Regions from separate parts of the Homo sapiens genome. Here region 2 is linked to region 1. A link is a loop called in an ENCODE intact Hi-C map of the cell type or tissue named here. Cell type or tissue: IMR-90. All regions are shown on one strand.

Region 1 (4,000 bases):
GTTCAAAATTAATGAGATAAATGGCTAATTTATTTAGATTAAAATTTTAAACATTGAATCATAGGTACTTGCTGCTTTCATCACATACATACATGAAAAGAACCTTTGTCCAAGTTAAAATTATAAATGGAATTTCATTTTAAAATCATCAAATTTAAAAATGATATGCACATCAAATATTTTACAAAAAATAGGTTTGTTCAAAAGAGTCAAATTTTTTAAAAAAACATCGCCATGTTTTATGAATAAAAGTTTGATGTTGCAAAAGTTTAAACTTCATTTATCTTATAAATATGCCTTTCTCTTAAAATGTGGAACAATGGTTGTTTTGGAGCACTTCTCAAATATCAAATGTGTGTTTATATTCACAATTTGATCAATCCCAGCCTGTTCCAATAAAGTTGGAAGGTTGATTTATACTTTAGGACCAGAGATTTTTAAAAAGTGGGGGGAGGTTTTCTACTTGTTTTTTCTTAACTCAATTAAAAAATAATGACATGGACACAGTCTCCTATGTTTAAATGCTTGAGTATTATGACCTCATAAAATCATGACAATTAAAATGTCTGGTTTACTTCATCTTGTTGGTTAGTTGGGTAGGGTTATTGATTCATGTTAAAATAAGAACATTTATTATACAATATTTGCAGCAAAAGAGGTATTTTATGTAAAGTATCTGCATGTACAGAGACTGGTTTCTAAAATAGAAAGGAAAAAATGAGCATATATGTTTAGATTGATTTATTTGTATTCATATTAATATACAATGTTAATTCGATAGTATACATTATTTTTTATCATCAAATATTAGCAATGTACTTTCTAAAAATTGGATAATCTTTATGTATTCCCCTCTGGTCTTACTTCTCCCCAAGCTACTGCTACCTATACTGCTACACGCATGTGTGGGCATATTTATGCTCACTCATATGCCTGCACTTCATAAATTTAAGAGATGCTTGCCACTTGTTTAAAAAGGTATATTGTGTTATAATGAGTAACTGTTAATTCTTCCTTACAATTGCTTTCCAAGATACCTACCTACTGTATGTTATCTACTTGCTTTCAAATTGTTTAGGACCAGTTAATATAAAACAATTTTGAAATAATATTGAATTAGGTGAAAGAGTTCAATAACTTAGAGCTGACACAATACATTTATTTGAAGGAAAAACTCCTAAAATGTCTTTTTTAGTTAAAACATTTAAAACATGACCCCATCAGCATCTATTGCCAATGTTAGATATTGTTATTCACTTATAAAAAGTTAATAAAACAATATTATCATTTCAGCTAAAATAAGGATTGTCACTAATTTTTCTTCCAGAAACCTGTTGTTTCTATCACTCATATAAAGCTTATATAAAGTTCTGCAATATAAATTTTATTTTAAAATCTGACGATAAAGTTTCAAAAAATCATACATTAACAAAAAACTGTTTATTAGTTTTCTAGTTTTGCATTTAATGTATTATTTAATTCCAAAGGTAAGGCAATAAATAGATTTGCAATCTTGCTATAGAATGTAGTGTGATGGGCATAGTAATAATGAGTTTTCACTTAATACAAGTTGTACTATTTCCTTTGTTTCTTAAGGTCATAGAACAAAGAACTAAAAGATACAAAAAAATGGGAACGGTGAAGAGAAATTTGCATAAAGCATGTGTAAATCATTTCTACTTTAAGTTTGAAAACACAATAAATTCAGCAATGTAGTTTTTTCTATATGCAAAAACACATTGTACAAATGTTATTCAAATGAAGGTTAATTCTAAAGTAAACACCATGGAACCTACATTGTCATTTTCTAATGCAGGATTTTCTTAATCTACAATGGCTTCTGTTGCAAATGACTCACTCCACAGAGCAAAGCTGTTGGAAAAACTGATTTTTTGTTGCACTACTTGCCAAGTATTTTGAACTGACACCAGCGTTGACTAATGATAGTGCTGGAATGTGCTGTTCCCAGTACAGTGGAGGCCCGTACAGACCTAGGAGTATCCTGGGGTCCAGCTTCTGTCCGTCCAGGGGGTTGGTGCCATACAACAGTGAGTGATGTTCAGAATGAACAAGCTGTATTTCCTCCAGGCTGGCTTTTCGACCTTGAATTCGCTGCAAGAAAATAGCAGAAGCCAACAGTACACCACTGACAACATTTAGAAGAAAATGAGACCCCAAGTCACATTTAAGATGATTAATAATGGGCTGAATTTCATCATGTAGGAATGTGACACTGATTTGCTTAGTAAAGTACCATAATAATATTTGAAAAATGAGTGTATGGAAGGTTCAGATCCAACAGATTGCTTATACCTAAATGGGCAACTGACATAAAGTATATTCTTATTTGGCATGGAAGAGAAAGCTATAACACAGAAATTAATAGTTAACTCTTTTGTAAAGTATCAGCTTAAAAACCAACAGGGCTACTATTTAGCTGATAATTAAATTTATTACAATCTTATTTTACACTTACCCAAAGAAGTTGTTAGAACACACTCTTTATTCCTTCTTGAAGGACATAAATAAATACCATTTCATTTTAATGAACTTGATGATCACAGATACGCTAATGACTTCCCATGTGTGCACCTCACAGTAGTATTAGTTAAAACCAATGTTCCTCAAACTGTGTCCCATGGGATCAATAACACGTCAATATCTGTTTATTAATGGTCTGTAGTGAGGTCAGTACAGAAATTCAGATCAATATTTAGAAACTTTTATGGCAATTTGACAGTATTTTTATGTCTTTTGAATCTACTATAATCTTACCTCTCTTCAATATTTATTTCACTTTTGCCGTATTTCATTTTTAACATTTTTTATGCGTATTAGTCTCTGACAGATTGGAAATTAAACAAAAACAAAACCTGCTGTTTAATCAGACACTGTTTGAGACACTCTAGACTCCATCAATTTTTTCCAAAAAGGCTAGGCAGAGACTTTCACTCCAGCTAACAAATTACAGCCCTTCAACACAGGCAAAACTGTTCATTAGGTCAAACCTCAATTATCCAGTATGCAAAGTGTTCTTTCTGGCTACATTCCTCAGCTGGCACATCTGTGAGCCTGATAAATATTGTGCTGGTGCACGAAGTTAATTAGCCTTAACTTTTGGAAATGGCTGTGCTTTCTAGTATTACAGAGACAGTGTTAATATTTCACTTAAAAATATATATAACCACAAGGCAGCTGTAAGTTAATATTGAAGTACAGAACAACAGTGAAATTCAAGGAGAATCTGTTCAGGGAATGCTGTCCTTTCATGTTCCTGACCAAGGAACCACCAGGTAACCCGGAAACATCAGGTGACAACACCTCTCTCAGGACGAGGACAATTCCACATTCAGCCTCCCTAGTTTAAGGTGATGCAGCTGCTGCCAGACTCTTCAATGTTAATGTGTGGTTCACTGAAGGGGCAGGCCAGGACAACTTCAATATCTGACAATTTCTCAGCATTTACTGGGCCGGAGGCCGAGCTGTGCTTGTCACTGAAAATAAATGATCAGGTCACAGTGAGGGAGGATTGGTGGGGGTCTGCAGGGGTAACAGGAAGGGAGTGATTAAAGCAAAATCTCATTAACACTGCCTTGACGTGCTGAACAAACTCATGAATACTTATGGAACTTTCTTTGTATATCATTGAAGTTCTCTGTTTTTGATGCTATCATTCAGCATTGTCTAACCCAATTCAAATTACTATAAAAATAAAAGTATGATTTAGAGAAATTATTCCAGGTGGGTAAGATCAGAATTCTGATGCTGAAGACTAAGAAAAATTTAATGATGGCCTTCTGGTCAGCCATCTTTCTGATTGATTAGAAAACATCTTGAACCAAGTAGCTTGCTGGGAAACATTCAATATCGGAAAGTTTATGGGAGACCAGAACAACCAAAGAGTAGGATGGCATGTAAAGAGACTAAATAAGCATGAGAAAATTCGAAGGCAACATTAAAGGGAAACGTTTTAACTGTGAGATTTCAGGGGGTGGAGAAT
Region 2 (4,000 bases), 96 kb before region 1:
CTAAAAATTAAATTCAGTATTCCAATAAAATCATATATATTTCTCTCTCTCTCATTCTCTCACATATATATATATATATATATATATATATATATATATATATATATATATGAGAGCGTTAGCCTTTATATTTCTTCTCAAGAGGAGAGAAAAAGAAGCTTTGTAGGCATAAAAATAAGGAAAAAGAAAGGTCAAACATTACTGTAAGTAAATGTTCTGTGGTTTATAGAATTCACAAAACAAATTACAGCATGACATCCTTTTCAAGGAACTGTTTGTGTCTTTGGAAAAAGTGTGTATTATTTTTGGTTAACTCTACCTTTTGATGTGGCCTTTCTGAGGAAGGCAGCATCATCAAGTTTTTTTTTTTTTTAATTGCGTAGCAATGTGAGATGAACAAGACAAAAGGCAAGCTCATTTAGTAACACATTTTACTTGTTCCCTGAGGCATAGCCAGAAAGAGACTGAGAAGAAAGAAAGAACTTGGGGCCTGAATAGAGTTCTGAAGTGCAGAGTCAGGCTGTCTTCTCAATCAGGAGATCAGCCCAAGATCTAGGAGTGTTACATGTATTCATAGCTAAAATAACAGGAGAGTAGGATTAATTCCAAAACTAAAAAAATAGTTTATGTTGGAGGCAAGGAAACTCTTTTCTTCTAGCAACAACAACAAAATCATCAACCATTTTGACAATGTACTAGGTGCCAGGCATGAAGTTAAGAAGTTTATACATTCCTTCTAATGTTGCAATGATCACAATATACTTGAAATTATGTACTTTGATCCCAATTATAGACAGTAAGACTAAGACTCAATGAAGGTAAGATAATCAGTCAAGTTGTTTCAGCAAATAACTGACTGACTTGGGATTCAAACTCATATCTGTCTGAATCCAAAGATCACGTTCTCGGAAGCTTGACAATTTCACTGCCTTTTAACTGCATTTTTGGATGAAAAAATAGTGTTTCTAAGTGCTCTGATTCAATGAGGCAATGAAGGCATATCATGTGTATTGAAGCAATCACTTCAGTGTTTCTGTGAGTTAGAAGGGAAGTAGGTATGCCACTCAAACTTCACAGGAGATCAGGACATGGTAAAAATGAGACACTGCTGTCAATATTTATTCAGCAGCAACTTATTTCCAGGTACAATTCCAACTGCAATGTTCACTCCACAAAGTACGAAATTTCCATGGTGACATGATAGAGTAGTTTTATTATTTAAGATAAAAATATACTCTGACTAGTTAGACTATGGGTTGTCACTTGGATTAGCATGAAAGCAATTTCTGAGTAAAGTACATTCAAACATTCTAGATAGGAAATGTTAACATAAGCTGATTTGGTTACTTTGGTGTCCCCACCCAAATCTCATATTGAATTGTAGTTCCCATAATCCCCACATGTCATGGGAGGGACTAGGTGGAGATAATTGAATCATGGGGGTGATTTCCCCTATCCTGTTCCTGTGATATTGAGTTCTCATGAGAGCTGACGGTTTTATAAGGGGCTTCCCCCTTTGCTGGGCACTCATTCTCTCTCCTGCTGCCTCGTGAAGAGGTGCCTCCCACCATGATTGTAAGTTTCCTGAGGCTTGCCTAGCCATGCAGAACATGCAGCCACGTGAGTCAATTAAACCTCTTTCCTTTATAAACTACCCAGTCTAGGGTATTTCTTCACAGCAGCCTAAGAATTGAGTAATACATTGATTATCCATTTTTCCAAATATGCAACCATGTGGATCCATATGCACAGATAGCTAGCTTTCTCACTGATTATTTTCATTTTTTGAAAAGGGAATGTTATGGTGGTATTTCGACACTGCTGTCATGATACTGTGACATGCTAAATGAACCACTAAACAGCCGGCAGAATCCAAGATTTCAATGGATAAACATTTGAAAACTAATTTTCTTTTGTGCATGTGTATTTGTTTTAGACCAAATAATACTCCACAGTTATTAGTACATCAGTACTGTACCCTCATATTTAAAAAATTAGCTTGTTTTTAAAAATCTTTTCAAGTAGCAGATATTAGATAAATATTTTCAAATTCCCATTGAAAATGGGAATGTCACATTCCCATTTGAAAACAAAATAGCTGAACCCAACTTTGTCAAGTTTGTCTTTTCATAGATTTTTTCATTTATTAATTTATTCCTGGAACATTCATTGAACATCTACAGTGAATCTCAATGCCAAGGTGCCAAGTGCTAGATTTCATAATGTCAGGACAGATTCCTATGATTCCTATACTTAACAAGTTCAGATGGCATGGATGAAGCAACTCTGTAAACAAATTTCTTCCAGTTCAAAGGGATGCGTTCATTAATACAGATATTGATTTTTTTCTCCCAGTTCAAAACAATAATTACTCTAGAAACTACAGCTATAAATGTGGACATAGAAAATGAACTTATTAATTATTCTGGAGAACAGAGACAAAACTTTATAGATAAAATGATATTTTAATTGGCTGTTTAAACAGTGGCTTTCAAAATTCTCAAACCACAACAAACAAAAAAGTACATTTCACTCCAGGAACTAGTACATACATACATACACACACACACACACACACACACACACAACTAAAACATATTTTGTGAAACAATATGTGACACTCTTTTATCTTCTATTACATTCTATTAAAATGCCAATCTTGACCCTCTGAATTGATTTCATAAACTTTTTATGTGCTGCAACACAGTTAAAAAAAAATAAAAAAAGAGAAGCAATTATTCAGTGAAAGAAAATAAATACTTCCAGACAAAAGGAAAAGCATGTTTTAGTCATAAAATTACCAAAACTATGACACATAGAGAAAAAGATAAAAATTTAAATGAAGTTGAAACATGACATATATGGGAGTGAAGAGTTGAAAGCTGGACTGAAGAAATCGGAGAAAGAAAAAGATAAAGCTGAGAGGTAGGAGAAGAATATATGAACAGACTGAATAACTGCACTGTGATTTCCTTCAAGGCACTTTATGGTTTCACAACAGTGACCCAGCGGTGATCATTCAGGTGGCAAATGAATACTACCTATGCTTCAGGGAAAGACAGTAATGTGGAGAAAAGGCGGGAATGAATTGAGGTGACAGGGAAAATCACAGAGACCCAAATCGATGTTACATTTGATTGTATTGTTCACATTCACCAAAAAAATGTTAATAGAAAGCAATTGATTAAATAAGTTGTGCTATTTCCAAAGATAAATGCACACAAATGTTTTTCTTCCCTGCCATTTATATCACAAACTCATAAACTGAAATTAAGGGAAGCTACTAATGCATTTGCACATTTGTAATGTATTTGTAATATACATTCATAATGTACATTTGCAATGTTTATAATGCATTTGTAGGCTTCTTTTTGCCCACTCCAAGTTCAGTGTAAGAAAAATAGAGGTTCTACCTACATAGTTTATAAAATCAATAATATTAACATCCTTTAGGGGCAATTTCTATGCAGCAGCCATGAGTGGTGGAGAGATAACCATGTGTTCAACTCCCTCTGTTCATTATAGTGACCAAAATAGCAAAATAGATTTTGATTTTTAGGGATAGATTCTTACTTTAGGGGTTTGATTTGCAGTTAAAAAATCTAATCAGTTACTCATGGTTTCTAAATAATACTCATAGTTTCTAAGATAAGAATAGATTCTTATTTTAGGGACTTGATCTGCAGTTATAAAAATCTAATCAGTTACTCATAATTTCTTAGGGGCTGTGAGCCTTAGCGTGAACCTATGATGCCGTATCTCTCAGGACCAAAATATTATAAGAGCATTCTTTTCAAAGCATGCATTTTAAGAGAACAGCAGGATTCATCTCCCATGACTAAATCTCTGCTCCAAAGATCCAACAGATGTTGGGTCTGTGTGCAAAGCAAACACCAGCCTCGCTAATGTGGTCTGTGCTGAATTCTTTGTAATTAGACATCTATCCCAGTGCAGAGTCAAGGTCATTAGAGTAAAAGGCTGTAATGCTTACAATTATTTT

What was found. Hi-C counts contacts between places; a loop is a spot of excess contacts. Peaks named below come from ENCODE experiments on the same cell type or tissue, not always from the same donor. Only the 100,000 strongest peaks of a DNase experiment are listed, where the experiment ranks them.
Region 2: a loop joins it to region 1, with 2.7 times the contacts of the local background. A loop is called at or near these places in 1 of 110 quality-filtered maps.

The regions. Positions count from the first base shown.
Region 1 is chr7:18,760,269-18,764,268 of GRCh38, reverse strand. HDAC9 (histone deacetylase 9) reads right to left here. Exons shown (of 26, transcript NM_178425.4): 15 at 1,992-2,112. Among named protein-coding and RNA genes, the nearest start is that of HDAC9-AS1, 140 kb to the left of the region's middle. In IMR-90, no CTCF peak of the experiment used is centred here; a DNase peak (open chromatin) is centred at 1,908.
Region 2 is chr7:18,855,923-18,859,922 of GRCh38, reverse strand. The region is part of intron 21 of HDAC9 (histone deacetylase 9); the gene reads right to left. Among named protein-coding and RNA genes, the nearest start is that of HDAC9-AS1, 44 kb to the left of the region's middle. In IMR-90, no CTCF peak of the experiment used is centred here; no DNase peak of the experiment used is centred here.